Linked DNA regions of Homo sapiens: region 2 is linked to region 1. A link is an interaction called in ENCODE POLR2A ChIA-PET data of the cell type or tissue named here. Cell type or tissue: GM12878. All regions are shown on one strand. Links, peaks and the distances in the headings refer to the core of each region. The heading gives the core; the rest is flanking DNA.

Region 1 (2,912 bases), core at 201-2,700:
GCACAGATGCTGCTACTCAGCCACAACACCCCCTTATTGCCACTGTCCAGGCAAGCACAGCACAGCACAGGGGACCAAAGATGATGACTCATGTGCTGGGAAATGGAAAAGTGCATCTTCCCACCAGCCAGCCCTGCCGAGCACTCTGCTCGCCCCTGTCCCAATGGCAGCCCACACAGCGGGGTCTGGATGGCCACCTCAGCTGCACACTGGGTACTTGGCAGCACGTCCACAGAGCTCTCTGTCCTCACTGAGTGTTATATCCTGTGGCCTGGGCCGTTTTTCCTTGAAACACCCTTGGAGCCTCTGAACACCTCAACCCATACTCTTCTTGGCCCCAGTGACCTCATCGAGGTGACAATGAGGTGAGAGTCAGGAGCAGACCAGTCATGAAAAGTAGGGTCTCAAGTACGGGCTTTATTTTTCCATGTCTCTCCTGGCTAGAGGGTACTCGTTATGACCCACCATGGAAGAGTCCTAGAAAAAGTGCCTTGGCCTCACATCAGGGAACAACCGATTTCTTTCTCTGTACTCACCATCTTACCTTCCTTTTACCTGTATTTTCTTTTTTTTTTACTTTTAATTCTTAATTATTATTATTATTTTTTGAGATGGAGTCTCACTCTGCTGCCCAGGCTGCAGTATAGTTTGCAATCTCGGCTCACTGCAACCTCCACCTCCCAGGTTCAAGCAATTCTCCTGCCTCAGCCTCCTGTGAAGCTGGGATTACAGGTGCCCACCACCAAGCGCAGCTAATTTTTGGTATTTTTAGTATAGACAGGGTTTCGCCATGTTGGCCAGGCTGGTCTCAATCTCCTGACCTCAGGTGATCTGCCTGCCTTGGCCTCCCAAAGCGCTGGGATTACAGGCGTGAGCCACCGCACCCGGCCTACCATTATTTTCTTAACCTTTACTTAACAACAGCTACAAGAAAAAGACTCACTGGTGGCCTATTAAAAGGCCAAGGTATTCCTTTCCATGGAATAGAAGCTGCTGAAAACAGATGCTTCATGGGCAAGGGCTTTTAATTCTTAATTATTATTATTATTATTTGAGATGGAGTCTCACTCTGCTGCCCAGGCTGCAGTATAGTTTGCAATCTCGGCTCACTGCAACCTCCACCTCCCAGGTTCAAGCAATTCTCCTGCCTCAGCCTCCTGAGAAGCTGGGATTACAGGTGCCCACCACCAAGCACAGCTAATTTTTGGTATTTAAAGGCAGGTCCTTTACATTCACACCTAAAGAAGCCACAGGTCATTTGGTGCTGGAACAATGTCTTGGCTGAGGCTGCAGCTCTGTGACAGGTAGCTCACTGAACTCTGTGGGTTGTTTTTAGTGGGAGATGGGAATGAACAGGAGGGCACCTCAGGAGGGCCCATTTCCAGAGTCAGGTGGGCTTCCTACTTGGTAGCAGACTGTCCCTCCCCTTTGGGCCTCACCAGCACAGCATTTTACAAACTTTGTTCTCTTCTCCCTGGAAACCAGTGCTGCCACTTAAGAATCGATGCTTCCTCAGGGCCATTTACCCAAATAGCCATCTCAGGAAAAATTAGCCAAGTTCAAAAAGGCATCTAAGCCCCTGGATCTCACTTTCTGCTGGGAATTCTAAACGCTGTAGCAGGCAGCATGAGAGGAGGAAATCCTCTAGGATTCAGAAGTAACTGAGAACCCAGACACACTCTGAGAGGACCTTGCCTAGTCCCAGAAAGATCCGCATTTCCATTTCAAGGCAAAGTGTGGCATATTCACTCCCCCACCACAACCAAGTGAAGCATAACCCTTAAGTACAAACGGGGAGATAAATCAATCAACTTCATGGTGAGAGAAAGTGCTATGAAAAGGGGCAACAAGAGACCCAGCGCCACTCTGTCAAGAAACACCAGATCTGTTTTACAGCAGGGTCTCTATGGGCCAATTCCCACTTCCTGGCATTTCTTGCCCTGAGACCAAACACTCTCTGTCAGTGTTCTGAAATGACTCCTAGGCAGCATGGACCAAATTACCCTTGCGAACAGACACAGAAAATAATGTCATCCCTGTACTACATAATTCCATCAAGTCATACCATATCATCCTTACCTAAGTGAAATGAAGGGAACGGAAGGGAAGGGAAGGAATCCTGGTAACATCCTTTGACCCTGACCTGGTCATCAGAACATTTAAAACCCTGCCAATCTGTCCTTCTCCCCTCTACTTCCACACCCACCCGACCCCCTATGAAAAAACCCCAAAATGTTCAGAAAAACATTTTAGAATGCACACTGGTATAATAGCTAAATTCTGGGACTGGTGGTTTTTGTGCTTCCAGATTTGAGTCACCAAAGCTCATCAATTCTCGGTTCTTACTCCCTGGCAGGCTCCCACTAGGGATATCCCATAGGGAACTAGACTTTTCCATATTGAACAAACAGGGTACATGAGTCCAGAAACAGCTATTCCCAATCCCTGCCAAGCGTATGGTCTCTGCAATGAAACATCTCAGCAATGCCTCTCCCTTGGGAGAGGCTCTGGGTCTGCAGCCTTCAAGAGGCCTTGCTGCTGCCTTTCGCGTGGCCAGATGTGCAACTGCATCTCTGCATTTGCAAATTAAGCTCTATACCCATGATTCCCTCCTTCCATCCCACCCAAGCACTAGAGAGTCATACAGATTTCAAAGTAAACTAAATATCTGAGACAATGGTAGGAAGCGTAGGGTAGGGTGTGTGTGTTCGGGGGTGGGGTGGGGGGAGGTAGGTATGGTAGGTATGGTAACACAAGAAAGAAGCTACATTAATCTCTATCTGTCTATATTCTAGATGAAGAAACTAAACATGCCTTACCTTTCAGCTGGGAGTTGTGTACTGCAAACATATTGATGGTCATAAGCTGCAGCATGCGGGTACTTCCAATGGGAGAGGGGCTGTGCTGCAGTA
Region 2 (2,912 bases), core at 175-2,674, 94 kb before region 1:
GGCTCACTGTCACCTCTACCTCCTGAGTTTGAGCGATTCTCCTGCCTCAGCCTCCCAAGTAGCTGGGATTACAGGCGCATGCCACCATACCCGGCTAATTTTTGTATTTTTAGTAGAGATGGGATTTCACCATGTTGCCCAGGCTGCTCTCGAATTCCTGAGCTCATGTGATCCTCCCACCTCAGCCTCCCAAAGTGCTGGGATTACAGGCGTGAGCCACCACGCCCAGCTGGGAAACTGCCTGTTAACTAATTTTTTTTAAACTGTTAAGGGGCACTTTATTTTTGAGACAGGGTCTCACTCTGTCACCCATGCTGGAGTGCAGTAGTGAGACCTCGGCTCACTGCAACCTCCGCCTCCCAGGCTCCAGTGATCCTCCCACCTCAAACTCCCAAGTAGCTGGGACCACAGGCATGTGCAACCATGCCCAACTAGTTTTTGTACTTTTAGTAGAGATGGGGTTTTGCCATGCTGCCTAAGCTGGTCTCCTGATATCAAGTGATCTGCATGCCTCAGCCTCCCAAAGTGCTGGGGTTACAGGCGTAAGCCACTGCACCTGGCCTGACACTTTATTTTTTTAAATTCTTCATATCCAGGCCGGGTACGATGGCTCACACCTGTAATCCCAATACTTTGGGAGGCCAAGGTGGGTGGATCCTGAGGTCAGGAGATCAAGACCATCCTGGCTAGCATGGTGAAATCCTGTCTCTACTAAAAATGCAAAAAAATCAGCCGGGTGTGGTAGCACGCACCTGTTGTCCCAGCTACTTGGGAGGCTGAGGCAGGAGAATCGCTTGAACCTGGGAGGCGGAGGTTGCAGTGAGCCGAGATTGCACCACTGCACTCCAGCCTGGGTGACAGAGTGAGATTCCATCTCAAAAAAAAAAAAAAAAATTCTTCATATCCACATTGTATTCATTTTTATAACATGCAGTCAATGCAATATTTAGAAAGTAGTATTCAATTAAAAAAAAAAGCCATTGAAGCTGTCTTTAGGTGAAATCCATGCATGTCAGACCTTGTCTGAGCACTGCTTTTTACAGAAGCCTTGACAAACTGGAATTGCCTTTCAAGTATTAGTGCATTGGAATCACCTGGAGAGCTTGTTAAATGAGCCTGCTGGGCTCCACCCTCAACTGTTTATGATTCAAAAGGCTGAGGTAGGGCCTAAAACATTACAAGTTCCCAGGTGAATCTGATGCTGCTGGTAATGGCACAGAGAAATCTGGCCAGGAGAATGATCTAGAATTGCAGTGTTTAATACAGTAGCCACTAGCCACATGTGGATATTTCAATTTAACTACATTAAGATTTGTTTTTCGGTTGCACTAGCCACATTTCAAGTATTCAAAAGTCACATGTGGCCAGTGGCTACCATAGAGGATGGTGTGGAAATAGTAACTTTCCATCATTACAGTACTAAACACTGCATCATTACATAAAGTCCTATAATATTTCGCAGCACTGGCCAAGAATCTATTTGATTGCACTGGTTTGTTTAGCTTAGAGAAAAGAAAACGTAAAGAGAATTTCAAGTATAACTAAGGTGTGTCAGATATAGAAAAAACAGACTTTGTGATTTTGAGAAAACTTTTAAAAAATCATTAAGTGGGAATTACAGGAAGGCAGGCTGTGTTCAGTTTGAGAAGGAACTTTTTTTTCTTAGAGATGCGGTCTTGCTCTGTCACCCAGGCTGGAGTGCAGTGGCACAATCACAGCTCACTGTAACCTTGAAATCCTGGGCTCAAGTGATCCTCCTGCCTCAGCCACTTGAATGGCTAGGACCACAGGTGTGCACACCATACCCGCTAATTTTTAAAAAATTTTTTTGCAGAGGCAGGGTCTTGCTATGTTGCATGGCTGGTCTTGAACTCCTGGGCTCAAGTGCTCCTCCTACCTTGGCCTCCCAAAGTGCTGAGATGACAGGCACAAGCCACCTCACTCAGCCTGAGGAGGAACTTTTTATAGTGACTGTCTCATAATAGAGTAAATTCTGGGGAAGCATCTGGAGCAGAGGCCATTGAGAAAACTGGAGGACTATTTTTTCATTAGATAAGAGACTGGCCCTGATGTCTTCTAAGGAAGCTTTTAACTCCATGGTTCCTTTGTAATCAATCTGATCCAATTTTATAGTTACAATCACTGTTTACCATTTCTTTGGAATCTAGGATACTTTTCTGAAGTGTGTACTTCAGGTAGAAGAAACTTCGTTTAGTGAGGATATTTGGTGATAAACTCTGTTTTGTTTTTGTTTTTGGCGGGAGGACAGGATCTCACTATGGCTGGACTCCAATGCCTGGGCTCCAGTGATCCTCCTGTCTTAGCCTCCCAAGTGGCTGGGAATACAGGCGCACACCAGCTTCTCCCAGTCCTTATTGTTTAAAAATGTCTTTATAACACCAAAGCACAAGTAACAAAATAAAATAAACCAGATTAATTGGACTTCGTAAAAATTAAAACATTCAAGAAAGTGCAAGGACAATCAAATCATAGGGAGAAAATATTTGTAAATCATTTATCTGATAAAGGACTTGTATCCAGAATCTATAAAGAACTCCTGCAACTCAAGGCTGGGTGTGGTGACTCATGCCTGTAATCCCAGCACTTTGGGAGGCCAAGGCAGGAGGATCGCTGGAGCCCAGGAGTTCAAAACCAGCCTGGGCAACACAGTGAGACCCTCTCTGTCTGTCTGTCTATCTATCTATGAACTCCTACAACTCAATGTAATCTTTCTATCTATCTATCTATCTATGAACTCCTACAACTCAACAATAAAAGACAACCCAATTTTAAAAGTAGGCAAATATGGCCGGGCACAGTGGCTCACGCCTGTAATCCCAGCACTTTGGGAGGCTGAGGTGGGCGGATCACCTGAGGCCAGGAGTTCGAGACCAGCCTGACCAACATGGAGA

What was found. Peaks named below come from ENCODE experiments on the same cell type or tissue, not always from the same donor. Only the 100,000 strongest peaks of a DNase experiment are listed, where the experiment ranks them.
Region 2: POLR2A ChIA-PET joins it to region 1 with 15 read pairs; 7 of 35 experiments call an interaction of 5 or more read pairs at or near these places.

Annotation. Positions count from the first base shown.
Region 1 is chr17:2,233,673-2,236,584 of GRCh38, forward strand. It overlaps SMG6 (SMG6 nonsense mediated mRNA decay factor), which reads right to left. Exons shown (of 19, transcript NM_017575.5): 10 at 2,820-2,912. Among named protein-coding and RNA genes, the nearest start is that of SMG6, 69 kb to the right of the region's middle. In GM12878, for the core only: no CTCF peak of the experiment used is centred there; no DNase peak of the experiment used is centred there; H3K27ac peaks cover 643 bases.
Region 2 is chr17:2,139,795-2,142,706 of GRCh38, forward strand. The region is part of intron 13 of SMG6 (SMG6 nonsense mediated mRNA decay factor); the gene reads right to left. Among named protein-coding and RNA genes, the nearest start is that of SMG6-AS1, 52 kb to the left of the region's middle. In GM12878, for the core only: no CTCF peak of the experiment used is centred there; no DNase peak of the experiment used is centred there.